2 separate regions of the Homo sapiens genome follow, and region 2 is linked to region 1. Evidence: chromatin contacts called from ENCODE Hi-C data. All regions are on one chromosome and are shown on one strand. Each heading gives the region's core, a stretch centred on a gene start or an enhancer-like site at or near the end of the contact. The rest is flanking DNA. Distances are from core to core; before and after follow the strand shown.

The links. Hi-C counts contacts between places; a loop is a spot of excess contacts on that map. Pooled maps may share reads with other maps.
Region 2: a loop to region 1 is called in a pooled map, with 4 times the contacts of the local background. The contact joins two enhancer-like sites. A Hi-C loop is called at or near these places in 2 of 37 single-sample maps with no recorded cell type and 10 of 50 pooled maps.

What each region holds. Positions count from the first base shown.
Region 1 is chr1:229,842,424-229,846,117 of GRCh38, forward strand. All of the region lies in intron 3 of LOC105373162 (a long non-coding RNA gene), which reads right to left. Among named protein-coding and RNA genes, the nearest start is that of LINC01682, 42 kb to the right of the region's middle. Within about 2 kb of position 1,553, at least 9 of the 41 ENCODE cell types and tissues checked have a DNase peak (open chromatin) inside an H3K27ac peak, as active enhancers do.
Region 2 is chr1:230,266,919-230,270,612 of GRCh38, forward strand. All of the region lies in intron 14 of GALNT2 (polypeptide N-acetylgalactosaminyltransferase 2), which reads left to right. LOC124904542 reads right to left here. Exons shown (of 5, transcript XR_007066928.1): 2 at 2,717-2,807; 3 at 1,385-1,576. Among named protein-coding and RNA genes, the nearest start is that of PGBD5, 160 kb to the right of the region's middle. RefSeq lists enhancers at 288-798, 799-1,307, 1,308-1,817, 1,818-2,326 and a silencer at 1,562-1,791. Within about 2 kb of position 1,598, at least 9 of the 41 ENCODE cell types and tissues checked have a DNase peak (open chromatin) inside an H3K27ac peak, as active enhancers do.

The DNA.
Region 1 (3,694 bases), core at 303-2,802:
AGCCACCATGCCCAGCCCGGAATTATTAAATCTTCTTGTGATCTTTATTTTTTTATCTCTTTATTGCTGATAATGCTTTTCTCCTTAAAGTCTGATATAAATGTCATGATGTCAGCTTTCTTTTGGTTAATATTACCTGGTATATCTTTCAGTGTTACTTCGTTTTCACCCTTTCTGGGGTTAAGAGGTGGTGTAATACAAAGGCTAAATGTATGGGCTCTAGGAGGGGCCTTCCTGGGTTCAAATCACACTCTCATTAGTTATTTAATCTCAGGCAAATTATTTCACTTCCTTATGATTAACTTTTATTATTATTATTATTTTTTGAGACAGGGTCTCACTCTGTTGCCCAGGCTGCAGTGTAGCTGCATGGTCACGGCTCTCTGCAGCCTCAACTTCCCAAGCTCAGGCGATTCTGCCAACTCAGCCTCCCAAGTAGCTGGGACTATAGGCACATGCCACCACGCCTGGCCAATTTTTGTATTTTTTTGGAGAGATGGGGTTTTGCCATGTAGCCTAGGCTGGTCTTGAACTTCTAGGCTCAAGCAATCAGCCTGCCGTGGCCTCCCACAGTGTCCTTATGATTTACTTTTCTTATCAAAACAGTCTCTGTCTCACTGGGCTATTGGGAAGATTAAATAGATAAATACGGCGTAGTCAGAACAGAACAGTGCTTGGCACATGGTGAGGACCACGTAAGTGTTTACTCATTGTGATTAGATACAGCTCTTATAGATAGTGTATTGCTGGACTTAGGAAAACAAGAATGATAATCTTTGCTTATTAGTTTAAGAGTTTGGCCCATTTACACTTGTTTCAATTATTGATATAATTTTATTCATTTATATAAGAAAAATAAAAAAACCATAATTTTAAAATAATTTTATTTATTCATATGATTTTATTTTGTACTCCTGTCCTATCTTGTCTCTCCATTCCCCCTGCCCTCATCCTTTCTTGTCTTTTATTGGACTGATTGAATTATTCTTCTCTCATTTCACTTTTTCCTCCCTCTAAAAGTTTGAAAATTATGCATTTTAGTTCTGTTATTTTGGTGGTTACCCTAGATATTTTAATATCTATATTTAACTTGACAGAGTCCTCTAGAACAGTAAAAGGACCATAAAACACTGTACTGTTAGTCATATCCCTCCAGGATTATGCTGCTTTTGTCTAGAATTTCGTTTCCAGCTTGAGCTTTTTCTTAATCCTACAAATTGAGTATCATTGCTATTGTTTGATACAGTCAGTAATTACTTAATTTTCACATGGCTGCCATTTCTTTGTTCACCATCTTTTTTTTGCACCTCCGACCTTTTGGTGGGAGGGATCATTTTCCCTATTCCTAAATGCTGTCTTATTAAAGAAGTTCCTTTCATGAGAATCAGTTGGTAACAGATTCTAACAGTTTTGGTTTATCAGTATATGTTTTTACTTTGCCTTTGTCCTTGGAAGAGTGGCAGGAGTTTCAGTGCTTCCTGAACATTCACATGCTCTTCCCCTCCCCTGCAACATCTTCCCTTGCAGCTGGGTGGAGCCCTGTGAGTCACTCTGGCTGATGGACTGGGAGCCGGAGCCACAGGTGTCATTTCTGGACTGAGGCACAGTGAGCATCTCCAGCATGACCCTTTAGCTCTTCTCCTTCTCTGGTGATTCTGCAGGCCATGTGTTGAGATGGTGGAGCCTCAAGATGTAGGCAGCCTGGATTGATGAGTCACTCACTGTATGGTACACAATGTCCTGGAGAGTCACTTGATTAATAGGAGATTTTGGACAAACATAAAATAAATCTTTGTGTAAAAAGTCGGTGATATCTTGGCTCAGTTGTTATTAGCCTATGCAGTCTCGTAAAACCAGAACTTTCCCTTAGGATATTGAAAATATTGTTGTATTGTTTTCTGGATACCATTACTGCTGTTGATTTTATGAAATTGTCATTCTTTTTGTTGATAATCTGCTTTTCTTTCCATCGACTTTTAGTGCTTTTAGTGTCTTTGGTGTGGAGGGAAGGCATGGCAGGAGGCAAATCTCCAAATTTTTCTTGGCCAACCCAGCTCTCTCCCCTCTTGCCTGCAATTCTCAGAGAGAAGGTACTGAGAATGCAACACCCTGAGATAAGCAGGAACCATCTGAAACAGGCTGGGATTTATCCATCCAGGACATCTTCCTAGAACAGGATATCCTGCAAAGCTTGGGCTCAGCAAACCATGTTGCCCCTGGGGTATAAAAACCAAAACACAGCCCTTTCAGGGTCTCTCGGCTGGGATGCGAAGTGAGGCACGTGTAGACAAGACTCCATCTGCCCTGGGCAGCTTTCCTGAACCCGAGGGACTGGTTTGCCATGGATCCTCGGCTTCTGTTTATCTTTGCTGCTCACCTGTGAGTTGTAAATCTGCTTTGCCTGACTTGTGTGACAGTTCCATCTCACCAGACTCACTGGGACAGCCGGGCTAGTGCAAAACCTCCTGCTAGACCTGGAAGCCTGCCATATCTAGGAACCTTAGCAGAAAATGCAAGGACTTTTGAGTGTTCCTCTAGGATTAGCAACAGGTACACAGTGTTCCCCTCACAGGGATTGATACTGATGTATGTTATTCTGCTTCACAGGCACTGTTTAGAGTTTTGCAGACTGAGTGTTCATTTCTTATTGTTTATTGTTCTTGAGATTCCTTGGTGTTGCTGAATCTAAGGATTGGTGTCTTTCATCAATTCTAGAAATTTGTTGGTCATTATTTCTACAAAGTGTGGCTTTTCTCTGCTGTTTCTATTATGTTCTTCTGATGTTCTAAAAACATATATTTTGGGTCTTCTTTCTTGGTGATTTATTTCCGTTGATACCTCTTTTTCATGTTCTCTGTTTGTCTCATTTTGTGTGCTATTTCTTAATATTTACTTTCCAGTTCACCAATTTTCTCTTTGAATCTGATACGTTATTTAAGTCATTCATTGAGTTTCTAATATCAATTATATTTTCCCTTTTTAGAAGTTTTGCTTGGTACTTTTAGGATCTACCTAGTGATTTTATAGTCTTTTGTTCTTCACTTAGATATTTTTCTGAAATTCCCTGGTATTTCTTTAAATGTAATAATAGATTTTTTTTTTTCTGTATCTGATGATTGCCATACCTGTTGTTTTTGCAGTACTTATTTTGTGGTTTGTAGCTTCTGCTGACTTTCTCATGGTGACTTACTTCCTCATATATTTAGTGACTTTTGACTGGGAGCTCAAGTCCCTTGTACTTCTTAGAGTTGTGTTTTGCAGAGAGAATTGGGAATTGACACTTTCCTTTGCCAAGATCTGGGGAAGCGCCAACTTGGGATTACTTTATGTAGATATTTGTCTTGGAAGTTTTGAGGCCATTCATAGAGTGGGAATTCAGACTCCAGATCTGAATGAGTGTGGGTGAGTGGCTAGGAATTTTCAGAAGGTATGTGATTGATTGATTGATTGAGGGATTGCTATTTCAGAACCAAGGCAAAAACAGGCAGTTATTCCCTCTGCCTCCCTCTGCAGGATGGGCTGTGCCCTAGTTCACCCATGGGGATGTGTTACCTTACAGGAATGATGACTTTCTCGAAGGGTTTCTGACGTGATCTCCCACCCTGACCAGACACCTGGCTACTTCTAAACCCGTATCACCCCATCATCTTCTGAACCTGATCTCAGCCCCCAGGGATCAGCATGGAGTCTCAGA
Region 2 (3,694 bases), core at 348-2,847, 420 kb after region 1:
TTGGGTAAGAGCCAATGGGTCAGGTTTGCCGACAGATATGAGTGTGCTTCCAGTGCCTGTGCACGTGTGTGACACACACACACACACACACACACACACAATAGCACATATGCTCATCACGTTCTCACACAACAGCTCTCTTCTCCTGATTCCCGGGCTCAGTCCCCCTCTCTTCCTTGTGCACATGCACCTAGACTCATGTGCTGCTTCTTTCTTCTTTTTCTGTTACTCAGATGCAGAGCTTGTTTTGCTCTCTGTTTCGTGTACATGACTTCATATCATTGATCTCTGTCCTTTTGATAAATATTGTTGGAGGGTTTTTTACTTGGCAGTACTATTTTGCTAGAGAAAGGGATTAGAAGGCAAACAAAGCAATCCCTTGCCTTCCAGAACTCACAGTTGAGCAGAGGAGCCACTGTGGGTTATGAAACAGAGGAGGCACCTGCTCACCTCTGTGCTGTCCAGGTGGCTGCGCCTCCTGTTATTCCGGCTGCCCTCACCTCCATGTTTAATCACTGGGCTTCCCTCTGCTGTGTGGCAGGACTGCATGCCATTCCCAGGCTCCCAGGGCCTGGCGTCTGTGTGTAGCCTCTGGGCTGTGAGGACACTCCCCAGGGAGCAGGCTTCAGGTGTGGGTGCACACACAAGCCAGCCTTCAGCTATAGCCTGAGGGACCAGTTTTAGGTATTTCACACTGTAGCAGGTCAGCCCCCCTGGGTACTCGTCACAGGCCCCACCCGTGTCAGGAGTCACCTGGAGGGAGGAACCCATACAGGGGGAGGGAAGAACAAACAGAGTGGAAGACGAAGCGGGTGAAAGGAGGAGGAGCCAGCTGGTATTGGTGGGGTGGGCAGAGGCGGAGGGGAAGGTGCCATCCCCACCGTGTCCATGCTTCTGTGTCCTTGTAGCTCCTCCATCCAAGACCCTGCTGTTAACTGTGTTCTCAGTCACTGCTGGGAAGCGGGGGGCCCAGGGGACTCACTCAGAGGTGATGGAGGGCGCCGTGCGGTGCTGCTGTGGGTCCCGCTGTGGTCCAGGTGTGACTGGAGGAGGCGTCTCCGCTGGCTGTGTTCCTTCTACACTGATAACAGCGTGTTTATTTCCATGGTTTGGGCTTTGTTCTTGAGATCTGGAAAGCAGTGAGCTTGGGGAGAGATGTTTTATGTGTTTCCATCTAGAACCATAGTGAAAATCCACCGAAATGCCCTCAGAAAAGTGGAGCTCTGTGAGGGAGGGGGAAATGATGGGTCTCATTCTCAGCAAGCTGGGTTTCATCTAAACCGGACAGACGGTGCTGCAAGGCTTGGTCGATCACACAGCATTAATGCAGATTTCACCAAATGCAGACATGTGGATAATTCGTGTAGGGTTGGGTGAAGCTTACCTCTGGTCTGTGGATGACAAAACGGACGAGGTGCCCACCCAGGTTCCGTACTGTCTGGGTGTTGGGCCTCTTGTGATCCCTGGCCAGCCTCACCTCCGTGTTTAATCTCTGGAGTTCCCACTGTCACTCTGCAGTGTTCTGATGATTTATGGAAGGTTGGAGAGGTCACTCCTTTCTGTGTCAGCGCCTCTGCTGGAAAGCGACACACCTTACGCTACAGCACATTAAACAGAAGCGTGTGCTCAGGCCCCGGCCGAGAGAGTTCGTCATCAGAGTCTCGGGCCCCAGCTTCATCCCCTGTGCGTCAGGCTCTGTGACTGGCTCACCCCCCGCCAGCATTGCACCTTAATTACCGCACAGCTAGTAACACGAGACAGAGTCTGGGCCCTGTGGAGGTGGCAGGTCTACGGGAACCAAAGACTTTGTCTGTGTAGCTGCTGCCTGTGACCCTCCTCACCTGCCCTCAGGAGGACAGCCTGTGTCCCGCCTTCAGGGCTGTGGCCCTCACCCCCCGGTCCTGCCCAGTAGAGAGTCTCCAGGATTCCTCTCTGCACAGTGCTGAGGGCAGCCACAGCACAGACCTTTGACACAGAGCGCCCATTCCTTGCCTCTGCACCAACTTCAGGGGTCAGCAAAGGGCTGTGCCAAGGAGTGAACAAGATCGGGTCTGCAGGGTGTGTCTCCCACTCTGCTTTTGCTTTTCCTTCTTGCTGTTGTGCAGCCATTACTGTTCTCACATGTGGGCTTTCCCTTCCTTTCCAGCAGTAAGTGCTGACTCCCTGCTCACTCTCTGTCCCCCTCCAATGGCCACATCCTGGGATTGCTCAGAGAAATTTTTTTTTTCTTTTTTTTTTTTTGAGACGGAGTTTGGCTGTGTTGCCCAGGCTTTTTTTTTTTTTTTGAGACGGAGTTTGGCTGTGTTGCCCAGGCTGGAGTGCAGTGGTGCAATCTCGGCTCACTGCCACCTCCGCCTCCCAGGTTCAAGCCATTCTCCTGCCTCAGCCTCTCAAGTAGCAGGGATTACAGGCACGTGCCACCACACCCGGCTAATTTTTGTATGTTTAGTAGAGACGGGATTCCACTATGTTGGCCAGGCTGGTCTCGAACTCGTGACCTCAAGTGATCCACATGCCTCAGCCTCCCAAAGTGCTGGGGTTACAGGCGTGAGCCACCACAACCAGCCTGCCCAGAGAACTTTTACAAAATGCTGATGCCAGGTGCTATGCCCAGAGAGCCTGATCTAATTTGTCTAGGGTCAGAGGGCACCACCAGATCTCTAAGAGCTAACAAGTGATTCTAAATGAGGATTTGGCCTGCTGTAGTGGTACACACCTGTAATTTCAGCACTTTAGGAAGCCAAGGCAGGAGGATTGCTTGAGGCCAGGAGTTCAAGACCAGGCTGGACAACATAGGGAAGCTCCGTCTTTACAAAAAAAAAAAAAAGATTAGCCAGTTGTGATGACCTGTGCCTGTAGTCCAAGCTACTCAGGAGGCTGAGATGGGAGGATTGCTAAAGCCCAAGAGGTCGAGGCTGTAGTGAGCTGTGATTGCACCACTACACTCCAGCCTGAACAACAGAGTGAGACCATGTTCCTAAAATAATGTAAAATAAATTAGGGCCGGGCACGGTGGCTCACGCCTGTAATCCCAGCACTTTGGGAGGCTGAGGTGGGTGAATCACGAGGTCTGGAGTTCGAGACCAGCCTGGCCAACATGGTGAAACCCCGTCTCTACTAAAAATACAAAAGATTAGCTGGGCATGGTAGTGGGCACCTGTAATCCCAGCTACTCGGGGAGCTGAGGCAGAAGAATCACTTGAACCCGGGAGGTGGAGGTTGCAGTGAGCCGAGATCGCACCACTATACTCCAGCCTGGGTGACAGTGTGAGATTCTGTCTCAAAAAAATAAATAAAAATTTTTAAAAAATAGGAGTTGAGGAGCAAGCGTTTTCTAGTGGAAAGATGAACACATCAGCACATACAATGTGATGTGAGATGGCAGGATGACATGATGTATGTTACACCCTCAGCTTGGGAGCACCTTACTGCCTGGGCCAGTCTGGGGCCAGTGGGCTACTATCAGTACTTTCCAATAGAACCATGTGCTATGATGGGGATGCTCTACATCTGCCATTCAGTATATCAGCCACATTGTGGCAACTGGGCACTTGAAATATGACTAGTGTGAATTACAAGTTTAATTTCATTTCATTCTGGTGAATTTAAATGCAAATGGCCCTGGGTGCCCTGTAGCTAGCACATTAGACAGTACGGCTCAGATATTCCAGCTCACAAACCCACTGTGCGTGAG